Linked DNA regions of Homo sapiens: region 2 is linked to region 1. Evidence: read pairs that join two places in POLR2A ChIA-PET (ENCODE). Cell type or tissue: OCI-LY7. All regions are shown on one strand. Each heading gives the region's core, and the rest is flanking DNA. Links, peaks and the distances in the headings are about the cores only.

Region 1 (6,265 bases), core at 713-4,712:
AGACATCAGAAATTTCTTTTTTTTTTTTCTTTTTTTTTTTTTGAGACAGTCTCGCTCTGTTGCCCAGGCTGGAGTGCCGTGGCACTATCTTGGCTCACTGCAACCTCTGCCCCCCAGGTTCAAGCAATTCTCCTGCTTCAGCCTCATGAGTAGGTGGGATTACAGGCATGCGCCACCATGCCTGGCTAATTTTTTGTATTTTTAGTAGAGACAGGGTTTCACCATGTTGGCCAGGCTGGTCTTGAACTCCTGATCTCAGGTGATCCACCCACCTCGGCCTCCCAAAGTGCTGGGATTACAGGTGTGAGTCACCATGCCCGGCTGCTCCTACTATGCTTTTCTGAACTTTGGTTTTTTTCACTTAGACAAAAGTATCCCAGACATTCTTACATATGAGTCAATTTTTATCATAACAGTTCCAGAGTATGGATGTGGCAATTTATTTAACTATTCTATAGTCCTCCTCATCCATGTGAAGTTTGTTTACCAATCAGGGGTCATTTTTATCATAAGCAATGCCACCTGGTAGTATAGCTATCATTCTACCATTATTGGATTCTCAGGAACATGGGACACTTAGGGCTTTCTCCTTCTACTTTTTGCTAGTATGAATAGAACTGCTTTGGAAATCTTTGTGGACATATAAATATTTCACTAGGATGGAGTCCTATCAATGCAACTGCTGATTAAAATAAGAAAAAGATATTTAATAAGTACAGCCAAATTACCTCTCAACCAGCCAGTACTCTCATCCACAGTGGCTCTTATCTATCTTTTCAAAGTTTACCACTCTTACAGATAAATGACAGCAGGTATGTGAGTTTTAGTGAGGATTATAATCTTTTTGTATGTTTCTAGGCCACTAATATTTCTGTTACTATGAGTCTTCATTCTGTTGGGTTGTCTTGTCTTATTGATATATTAAAGGTCTAGGGTAAAATTCTAGAAAGGGCATTACTGTGTTAAGGGTATTTGCATTGTAAATGTTGATATATGTAAACCAACTGTTCCACCACAAAATGCTGTATACAGTTTATAACTTCTTTGGTGTTTTTTCTACATACTTGACTGTACTATTATCAACCTTTTTAATGTTTAAGAATATGAAGTATGATACATGGTATACTATTCTACATACATTTCATATTCTTTCAGCTATATATTAGGTGTGATCTTCAATGATTTGTTAGAATTTTAGTGTATAAAAGAAGGCAGCCCATTGTTATGTATACTTCAAATATTTTTCTCACTTTGATATGGATGTTTGATAATTTTTAAGATTTTCATTGTGCTTAGAAATTTCTAACGTCGGGGCCAGGTGCGGTGGCTCATGCCTGTAATCCCAGCACTTTGAGAGGCCAAGGCGGGTGGACCACTTGAGGTCAGGAGTTTGACACCAGACTGGCCAACATGGTGAAACCTCATCTCTACTAAAAATACAAAAATTAGCTGGGCGTGGTGGCAGGCACCTGTAATCCCAGCTACTTGGGAGGCTGAGCGGGAGAATCGCTTGAACCCGAGAAGTGGAGGTTGCGGTGAGCCGACTGTGCCACTGCACTCCAGCCTGGGTGACACAGCGAAACTCCATCTCAAAAAACAAACAAACAAACAAACAAACAAAAAACAAAAACCCCAAAACAGAAAAGCATAGGAGGAGCATATTTTCATTAAAAACAACCCATGCAAAATGTTGTGGTTTTGTATATATAAAAAAAAAAAAAAAAAAAAAACTCTGAAAGGCAAACAGTAGAAGGGCTGAGACTGGGTTCATTTGTTGGAATGCAACAGAAAGGGAGGAATGAAAATCAGCCCTGTTTTCATGGCTTGAAAACTGGGGAAAGTAAACATCTTTTCAAATGGCATCACACTTTTTTCTCATAAATTGCTTGCCTTATCTTTTTGACTATATGTCCACCACATTTTTCATCTTCTTTCATCCTTTTTCATTTTCTATATATGAATCCTTTGCATATCATATGCATTGCATGTATTTTCTCTCAGCCTCAAATATGTCTTTTGATTCTACGGGTTTTAACATTTTAATACAGTTTAATCTGACAATCTTTCTCGTTATGGTTTCTAGGTTTCCCATCTTCATTAAAAATGTTTCTTCTGATTTCCCATCGTGCTGAAGTGGGTGGCATGGCAGAGAAGGATGACATTGGAGTTTGACAAGGAGGTAGCTTTTGGAATTCTCCGCTTTATCAGTACTTACAGGATCCGGGACACACAGACTTTGAAATATGTTCTTTGTCACCAAAAACAGAAAAATGCGCCACGGAGGGACAACAAAAGCCTCCTACAAGAGTCCTACCAAAATACCTGGGATACAGTAATCACTCGGTGAACATAAACTCCACTTACTGGCATGCTCAGGGAATGGGTTATTAAGCAACGCATTCTGTTAAAAGTGGCTAAAACCACCAGAAGTTGGGTTTTTTCTCAGCGCAGTAAGAAAGATGACTTACTTCACAAGTTGGATATTGGATTCCGACTCAACTCATTACATACCATCCTGCAACAGGAAGTCCTGTTTCAAGAGGATGTGGAGCTCACTGAGCTACTTGATTCCAGTATCCTGTAAGCAGGACAACCTCAACAACAGGAAAGTGGACACCTTCCAACACTTTGCTCCCTGGCAACCCCTAATATTTGGGATGTCTCAATGCTATTTGCCTTCATTAGTTTGCTCGTTATGCTTCCTGCTTGGTGGATGTTATCTTCCTGGCTGGTATGGGGAGTGATTCTATTTGTTTATTTGGTCATAAGAGCTTTGAGAGTATGGAGGACAGCTAAACTACAAGTGACCTGAAAAAAATACAATGTTCACTTGGAAGATATGGCAGCAAATAGCTGAGCTTTTACTAACCTTGTAAGAAAAGCTTTACATCTCATTCAAGAAACTGAAGTGATTTCCAGAGGATTTATACTTTTGCTTGACAGGGTCAGTGCTTTATCCCATTTAATAAATGAGATAATTTATTAAATGATTAATAATAAATTATTAAATTTATAATAATTAATAAATTATACTTTATATTTATAAAATATATAATAATTTAATAATACATTATTAAATTATTATTAAATGATAAATGATTATTTATCCCATTTAATAAAGCTGGATGGCATCCCACTCAGTACCTCATCAGTCTCTGGAAAGCTGTCTACAGAACTTCCAAGCAGCAAGGCTATCTATCCTATAGATGCTGAAAAACTACCCCCTGAACTCTGAAAGTGACAATGCAACCAGCTATATCTGTGTCGTGCCTTTTAAGGAGCTGGGCCTTGGACTTAGTGAAGAGTAGATTTCAGAAGAGGAAGCACCTAACTTTACAGATGACTTTAGCCTGCCTACATTGAAGGTTTTGTTCCAACTCTGGATGGCAGCGTTCAGAATTCTACAGATGGTTAGTCTTATTACTTCCTACAGCCAATTCACCTCCTGGGCCCTTACTTACTTCAGCACTTTTGCCTCATCATATGTTATCTGATTTGACTCAAGGTCTACCTCATGCTTACTATGCCTGTTTGGAAGAGCTTAAGAGCAACTCTGAATTCTATCAGTACTTTGAAACTCAGCACCAGTCAGTACCAGTGTTTATCCAAAACTCAACAGAAGTCAAAAGAACTGAATAACGTTCACACAGCAGTGTACAACTTGCAGCTCCATGTGAAAGCATTACTGAATAAGGTAATAATTCTCGAAGATAAATTTGAAAAGCTTTTTTGTATTAAAGAAACAAGAACAGTGTCAGAGGCTTATCAAATCCTAGAACAGAAATTAAAGTTGATTCAGCCCCATGTTTAAACTAGCAACAATTGCTGGGAAGAGGCCATTTCTCAGGTGGACAAACTGCTATGAAGAAATACAGATTTAAAAAAGGCAAGCCTGAGGTAGTGTGTGAAAACCCATACTGTACAGTGGTAACTTTGATGCAGCCTACTCTACACATTGCCGACAAAGATCCACTCCCTGAGGAGGATGAATAGGACTTAGAAGCTTATGTAGATGATATAGATATTGACAGTGATTGCAGAAAGGATGATTTTTATTACTTGTCTCAGGAAGACAAAGAAAGACAGAAGCACGAGCATGAAGAATCCAAGAGGGTGCTCTAAGAATTAAAATCTGTGCTGGGATTTAAAGCTTCAGAGGCAGAAAGGCAGAAGTGGTTATAACTTCTACTTAGTGATCATGCTGTGTTGAAATCCTTGTCTCCTGTAAACCTAGTGGAACCCACAAGTAATTCAGAACCATCAATGAATTCAGATACAGGAAAATTCAGTAAAAATGATACTGAAGAGGAAAATAGTAAACACTCCACAAGTGACAATGAAGTAAGTAAGACTGAGTATTTATGTGAAGACTCTCTAGAGCAGGGGTGTCCAATCTTTTGGCTTCCCTGGGCCATACTGGAAGAAGAACTGTCTTGGGCCACACATAAAATACACTAACACTAATGACAGCTGATAAGCTAAAAAAAATAAAAATAAAAAAAAACTACAATAAAATGTCATAATGTTTTTTATTGTTGTTTGTTTTTGTTTTTTTGAGACAGAATCTCGCTCTGTCACCCAGGCTGGAGTGCAGTGGCGCGATCTCAGCTCACTGCAACCTCTGCCTCCTGGGTTCAAGCAATTCTGCCTCAGCCTCCCGAGTAGCTGGGATTACAGGCACGCACCACCACGCCCAGCTAATTTTTGTATTTTTAGTAGAGACGGGGTTTCACCATGTTGGTCAGGCTGGTCTCAAACTCCTGACCTTGTGATCCGCCTGCCTCGGCCTCCCAAAGTGCTGGGATTACAGGCATGAGCCACCGCGCCCAGCCAAAAATCTCATAATGTTTAAAGAAAGTTTACGAATTGTGTTGGGCTGCATTCAAAGCTGTCCTCGGCTGCATGTGGCCCGGGGCCATGGGTTGGACAAGCTTGATCTAGAGGGTAAAAATAAAGACAATTCTGCAAATGAAGTCTTCCTCCAAGGAGAGAAGACAGAATGTGTTACCAATGTGAGGGCGAAGATGAATCTCAAGCAGATGGAGGCGTTCTGGCCACTACCCCTCCATCTCCCAGGGAGTCCTTACAGACTTCCATTCAGCAGAGGCTGGCACAGCTACAGCTGTCACTGAATTTTACCTTCACTGATGGCTTTGCTGTAGAAGTGGCTGCTAGATCTCTCTCCTTTACCACCATGCAGGAAGATAATTTTTGTGATGAGGAGGAAGAACAAATGAGGTAGAAGAAAAGTAAGAACCAAGATTCACATGAAGTGATTTTAGGTTGTTTCTTTTGTGAAAGTGTTTAGCTTCAAGACTAGAGAGGGAATATGAGTGTACACCTACTATATATAAAGTTAAGATGTACATTTACAGGAATAACCCTGGTTTGAGTAACTGATCTGAAATTAGTAGTTCCCTGTAAATGGCAGATCTTTCAGGAAAAAAAGAGAAAGGTAAGGGCTCTATTGAATAAACTGTGGTTTTATTTGTGGTATAACTGATCTTGGAAATAAGTATTTTTAATAAGAAATGAATGATCATTTCTTGCCAGAATTTGCTACCATAAGGTGATATGGATAATTCTGTTACAAGAACATTAACATTTAGTATGACTTTTTTACTGTATTCTTGCAGTTAATAACTGCAGCTATTATGTTAATAACAAGTTGTTTACATTTTATTTTTGTTTATACTAGTCTTAAAACAAAGATCCAGGTTCTGAATAAAAAAAATTAATTCATACAATTGATACATGCTGGGGCTTGGAACTAAGAAGTAGTTTCAAAAGTACTTGGGTTATGGCATTTCTTATGTTTCCTTATTTATGTGGTTACTTAGTAGTTAATTTTAAGATGTCCCAATGATCATTAAAAGAAAAACATTGTACCATTTAAAAAAAAAAGTTTCTTGCACTAAGCAAAGTTATACCAATATCCTCTTAAATTGTCACCTAATTTTTCAAATATATATTTAGGTATTTGATCAATCTGGAATTCACTTTTATATGATGTAGAAGAGTTTCACTTTCTTTCCATCCAGACGGAGACTCAACGGTGCCACCGTCATTCAGTAACCACTTTTTCCACATAACTGAAATGCCATTTTTATAATCTCAACTCACAGAATCCTATTTAAGCAATACAAGAACTCTAGAAGCCACAAAATATTGTAAAATTAGATATTAAAAACACATTAAGTGTCCACTCCCCAAGATGTATAAGACAAATCAAAGCAAATAATAAACTATGAAAAATATTGACAAC
Region 2 (6,265 bases), core at 1,444-5,443, 290 kb before region 1:
ACTATTTCCAAAGATTTTTTATTGCCCCAAACAGAAACTCTTCCAGTTAAGTAGTAACTCCCCATCCACCCTTCCTTCTAGCCCCTAATAGTCTCTAATCTACCTTCTGACTTTATGAATTTGCCTATTCTAGATCATTCATATAAGTGAATTCATATAATATTTGTCTTTTGTGTCTGGCTTATTTCATTTGGCATAATGTTTTCAAGGTTCATCCATGTTGTATAGCCCATATATGAACTTCATTCCTTTCTGTGGCTGAATAATACTGCAGTGTGTGTGTGTGTGTGTGTGTGTGTGTACACGCACACACACACACACACTCCACATTTATCTGTTCATCAGTTGGTGGACACTCGGGTTATTTCCACCTTTTGAATAATGCTACTATGAACACTCACATAGAGGTATGTGTTAGAGTCCCTGTTTTGTTTTCCTTCCTTCTGTCTGTCCTTCCTTCCTTCCTTCCTTCCTTCCTTCCTTCCTTCCTTCCTTCCTTCCTTTCTTTCTTTTTTTTTTTTTTGACAGAGTTTCACTCTTGTTGCCCAGGCCGGAGTGCAATGGCGCAATCTCGGCTCACTGCAACTTCTGCCTCCCAGGTTCAAGCAGTTCTCCTGCCTCATCCTCCCAAGTAGCTGGGATTACAGGCATGTGCCACCACGCCCAGCTAATTTTGTATTTTTAGTAGAGATGGGGTTTCATCATGTTAGTCAGGCTGGTCTCGAACTCCTGACTTCAGGTGATTCACCCACCTCGGCCTCCCAAAGTGCTGGGATTACAGGCATGAGCCACTGTACCTGGCCATTTGTTTTCATTCCTTTTGGCTGTATACCTAGGAGTGGAATTGCTAGGTCATATGGTAATTCTATGTTTGACTTTTTGAGGAACCACCAAACTGTTTTCCACAGTAGCTGTACCATTTTGTATTCCCACCACAATGCACAAAGATTCTAATTTGTCCACATCCTCTTCAACACTTGTTGTTTTCCATTTAAAAAAAAATGATAGCCACCCTAGTAGGTGTGAAGTGGTATCTTGTTGTGGCTTTGACTTGTATTCCCCTAATGACTTATTTGTATTTCCCTTCATGTACTTTTTGGCTATCTGTATATTTTATTTGGAGAAATGTCTATTCAAATTCTTTGCCATTTTTAATCAGGGTTTTTTTGTCATTGAGTTATAGGAATTCTTTATATATTCTGAATATTAATCTCTGCCTCCTTCCATTATATTGTCATTGTCAAAGAGCAGATATTTATATATTGTGTGCTCATTAACATAGGTTTATAATTTTTTTTGCATTTGCTTTTTTAATCATGTAGGAAAAATGAGGAGTTTGAAACCCAAATTGTTATGTTTACCTGTTTTTTTAAAAACAATATTATTTTGTTTATAAACGAATTATTTCATGTTGCTTTATTTTAAAACAATTTAAAAATTGATGCATAATAGATGTACATAGTTTTGAGGTATGTTATAATTTAATAAATTTGTATAATTTGTGAAGATTAAATCAGTATATTTGAGATGCCCATCACCTTAAATATTTGTCTTTTCTATATGCTAGAAACATTTGCATTATTCCCTTCTAGCTATTTCAAAATGCACAGAGATTATTGTAAACTGTGGTCACCCTACTGATCTACCAAACACTAGGCTTTGTTTCTTCCACCAAACTGTATATGTGTACTCATTAATCACTTTCTCTTCGTCCCTCCTCCCTACCCTTCCTGGCCTCTGGTAACAACTAGTCTACTCTTTATCTTCATAAAATCCACTTTTCTGGCCCCCACATATGAGTGAGAGCATGTGATATTTATCTTTCTGTGCCTGGCTTATTTCACTTAACATAATGACCTCCAGTTCCATCCATCCTACTGTGAGCAAGAGGATTTCATTCTTTTTTATGGCTGAATAATATTCCATTGTGTATATATACCACATTTTCTTTATTCATTCGTCCATTAATGGGCACTTAGGTTGATTCCATATTTTGGTTATTGTGAACAATGCTGCAACAAACACAGGAGTGCACATGTTTCTTTATTATATTGATTTCCTTTGTTTTGGGTATATACCCAGTAAGTGGAATTGCTAGATCATGTGGTTGTTCTAGTTTTAGTTCTTGAGGAACCTCCAAACTGTTCTCCATAGTGATTGTATTAATATACATTCCCACCAACTGTGTATGAGGGTTCCCCTTTCTCCACATCCATGTTGTCATCTGTTGTTGCCTGTCTTCTTGATAAAAGCCGTTTTAACTGGGGTGAGATGATATAAAATTGTAGTTCTTATTTGCATTCCTCTGATGATTAGTGATGTTGAGCATTTTTTCATATGCTGGTTGGCCATTTATATGTCTTCTTTTGAGAAATGTTTATTTAAATCTTTTGCTCATTTTTAATAGGATTTTTTTTTTGCTGTTAAGTTGTTTGAGCTCCTTATATATTCTGGTTATTAATCTCTTGTTGGATGGATAGTTTGCAATTATTTTTTCCCATTCTGTGCACTGTTTTTTGTTTGTTTGTTTGTTTGTTTTGAGATGGTGTCTCGCTCTGTCGCCCAGCCTGGAGTGCAGTGGCACCATCTCTGCTTACTGCAACCTCTGCCTCCCGGGTTCAAGCGATTCTCCTGCCTCAGCCTCCCGAGTAGCTGGGATTACAGGTGCCCACCACCACGCCCAACTAATTTTTTTTTTGTATTTTCAGTAGAAATAGGGTTTTGCATGTTGACCAGGCTGGTCTCAAACTCCTGACCTCAAGAGATCTGCCCACCTTGGCCTCCCAAAGTGCTGGGATTACAGGCGTGAGCCACTGCGCCCGACCTGTTTTTTTTTTCTTGATTGTTTCCTTTGCTGTAGTACATTTTTCATTTAAGTTACTGTACTTTTTGGCTTCAGAATTCTAATGCTTCTTTTTTATAATTTCTGTCTCTTTACTGATATTCTTATTTTGTTCATACATTGTTTTCCTGGCTTCCTTTATTTATTTGTCTGTGGTTTCCTTTAGTTTTTTTTTTTTTTTAATAGAGACAGGGTCTCTGTCACCCAGGCTGGAGTGCAGTGGTGTAATTGCAGCTCACTATAACCTTGAACTCCTGGGCTCAAGTGATCCTTCTGCCTCAGTTTCCCAAGTAGATAGGACTACAGGCACATACCACCATGTTTGGCTAATTAAAAATTTTTTTTTTATAGAGACAAGTGCTTACTATGTTGCCTAGGCTGGTCTTGGACTCCTGGCCTTAAGCAATCCTCCTGCCTCAGCCTACCAAAGTGTTGGGATTACAGGCGTGAGCCACTGCCTTTCATTCATTAAGCATATTTAAGACAGCTGATTTAAAGTTTTCATCTCATATATCCAGTGTCTCAGCCTCCTCAGGGATAGTTTCTATCAATTTTTTTCCTTTGAATGGCCCATACTTTTCCTCCCAGGTAGCTGCAGGGTGTTTTTGTTAGTTTGTTTGTTTGGCCTACCTTACAACATTTTTCAAGCAATGCTTGCTGCTTGTCCGCTATGAGTGGGCTCCAAGTTAGGCAAAATGGAGATGAGAACCTCAAGTCATTCCTTTGGGTAGTCTTCAGACAGGTTAGAACAAACACAAAAAATTGCAAACAAGCCCTGCTCTGCTCCATCTGGAACCAGGGACCAGGGGATATTGGCTGCTGTGTTCAAGACCACTGCTGAGCTGGTGAGGGGGTGGGACAAGGGCAAGCAAAATGCCACACAGCCTTCCTGCCATTTTAAAGTTGCCTTGTTCTTGAGTCATTGTTCACTTGGTTGCTGTAAACCTTTGACTCTCTTCTAGAATTCTGACAAAATTGGCTCTGACAGCTTCTGCTTGTTTTTCAATGTTTCTGTGGAGGAATGGGAGTTTGGAGCTGTCTACTCTGCTATTTTGCTACACAGCCTTCCTACCATTTTAAAGTTGTCTTGTTCTTGAGTCATTGTTCACTTGGTTGCTGTAAACCTTTGACTCTTTTCTAGAATTCTGACAAAATTGGCTCTGACAGCTTCTGGTTGTTCTTCAATGTTTCTGTGGAGGGATGGGACTTTGGAGCTGTCTACTCTGCTATTTTGCTAATGCTCTTTACCAAACACGGTATTTTTAAAAAATTAAGATTCTGTATATCTTCAGAGACACTGCAACCTTTGGGGAAGAACAGTGTTAAGCGCTATGTTTTGTTAAACTTAACATGTTACTGAGATAGTAAATGTCCCAGAGGTAGTCTTTCAAATTGTATCATAGGCTCTTATCACATATTTTCACTGAGAAGCTAGAGATCGAGAAACATCTAACTAGTGTGTAACTTCAGGTTCATAGTCAACAAATTTTCTCCTTTTACTTCTTCATATCTACCCCTAAAACTAATTTTAGGTAAAGACACATTTACTTCAAATTGTCTTGGGTTATTAAAAGGATTGATTCTCAGATTACTTTTGTTGAGTGTAGAATGAACGAGGTGTAGCAGACTCCAGTTACCTCCCAATATCCATTGTTCCTTTCATTGTTCCAGTAGAACCCTGTTCTAATTAGCTCAGCATATTGCTGTGCAATAAGAAAACTACATTTCCTGGCCTGTCTTGCAGCTGGGTGTAGTTATGTGATCAAGTTCTGGCCAAAGGTAGGAGGAGAAGTATGTGGGATTTATGCAAAGTATTCTTAAAGGAAAGGGGCGTGCCCCTCTTCTACCATGCCTTCTGTCTGCTTCCTGGAATGTGGATGTAATGGCTAGAGCTCCAGCAGCTGTATTTGGTCAAGAGGTAACCGTGGGAATGGAGAACACTTCTGGCAATACAATAAAATAGATGACGCTGTAGTCTCTGATAGCATAGAGCTGCCATGCCAGATTTGGACTGAATACTTATGTATTTCTTATAAGTAAGAGAGAAATGGGTTTTTGTTATTTGCTGCTGAACCTGAATGTAACTTTTACATCAGGCACTGAGTTGCACTTGGAACTTGGGTGTGACATACAGGGCTGTTTTGAGGACTTGGTGCAGATGTTCGTACCTATGATGAATGTGGCACTGCTTGGGATTCTAGGGGAGGCCAAAGAGTAGACAGTACAGGGCCAGAGAAAGGATTTGAGGAAAAGATTCAGATTTAAAGTGTTGCTTATATTTGGGAACTTTGGGGCATCTAACAACTACCCATGCATTTGATGATGTGCCAGAAAGACTCACAGGATCCAGAGACAGTTGTATTAAAGCCATGACTTATTACAGTGAAAACATACACAGCAAGATCAGCAGGAGAAAAAGACATAATGGGTGGAGCCTGAAAGAGTAAATGTGAGCTTCCTAAGTTCTCCCTTAGGAGGTTGGGGGTGGGGCTGCATAGAACAAACTTTTTCCACCTGCAATTAAATGTAGCGGCACATATGCAGTGTTTCTGTTTAGGGAAGCTTGCTTAAGACACAGGCTTTTCTGTATTGAGGGCTGATCAGGCGTTCTTATTGAAATTTCTGAGTTTCAGAAGGAAAGCAGGTGTTCACCATAAATCACATTTGCAAAAGCAATTTAGCCTGGCTGGTACAGCAGAATTCAGTGTTCCAGGCACACAAAACAACCTTATCAATTAGTAGCATAGGTAATATCTCACAGGCCAAGTTCCCAGGACCTATTGGAATATGAGGTCATGCAGGCATGCCCTCCTAGAGATAGCAACATCAGGCCTGTTATATTAACTTTTTCCTGCAGAGTAATATGTGGTGTCAACTGGCTGTTAGCTTTTTGTGTTCTTGAGGCTTCCTCAGTTTCATCCACACTCTTATTTTTTTCATCATTACCTTTTTAGGCTCATTAATTTTTTTTTTTTGAGATGGGGTCTCACTGTGTCACCCAGGCTGGAGTGCAGTAGCATGATCACAGCTCACTGCAGCCTCACACTCCTGGATTCAAGTGATCTCCTGCCTCAGCCTCCTGAGTAGTTGGGATTACAGGTGCATGCCACCACGCCCGGCTAATTTTTAAGAACTTTTTGTAGAGATAGGATCTCACTGTGTTGCTCAGGCTGGTCTTGAATGCCTGGGCTCAAGTGATCCTCCCACCTTGGCCTCCCAATGTGTTGGGATTATAGGCATGAGCCACAACACCTGGTCAGATTTATTAATTTAATTTTTAACATTATCACAAGTAAAATTGACTTTTTACTTTTGATATACAGTTTTATGAATTTTAACATATAGATAGATAGATATGTGTAACCACCACCACAACCAAGATGAAGACTTGTTCCAGTGTAAAAAACTCTCTTGTACTACCAC

The links. ChIA-PET counts read pairs that join two places held together with the same protein. Peaks named below come from ENCODE experiments on the same cell type or tissue, not always from the same donor. Only the 100,000 strongest peaks of a DNase experiment are listed, where the experiment ranks them.
Region 2: POLR2A ChIA-PET joins it to region 1 with 13 read pairs; 2 of 35 experiments call an interaction of 5 or more read pairs at or near these places.

Annotation. Positions count from the first base shown.
Region 1 is chrX:46,453,089-46,459,353 of GRCh38, reverse strand. The region is part of intron 3 of KRABD4 (KRAB domain containing 4); the gene reads right to left. It also overlaps the pseudogene VEZTP1. Among named protein-coding and RNA genes, the nearest start is that of KRABD4, 8.9 kb to the right of the region's middle. In OCI-LY7, for the core only: no CTCF peak of the experiment used is centred there; no DNase peak of the experiment used is centred there.
Region 2 is chrX:46,742,603-46,748,867 of GRCh38, reverse strand. All of the region lies in intron 1 of SLC9A7 (solute carrier family 9 member A7), which reads left to right. Among named protein-coding and RNA genes, the nearest start is that of SLC9A7, 13 kb to the left of the region's middle. In OCI-LY7, for the core only: no CTCF peak of the experiment used is centred there; no DNase peak of the experiment used is centred there; H3K4me3 peaks cover 448 bases; H3K27ac peaks cover 1,224 bases.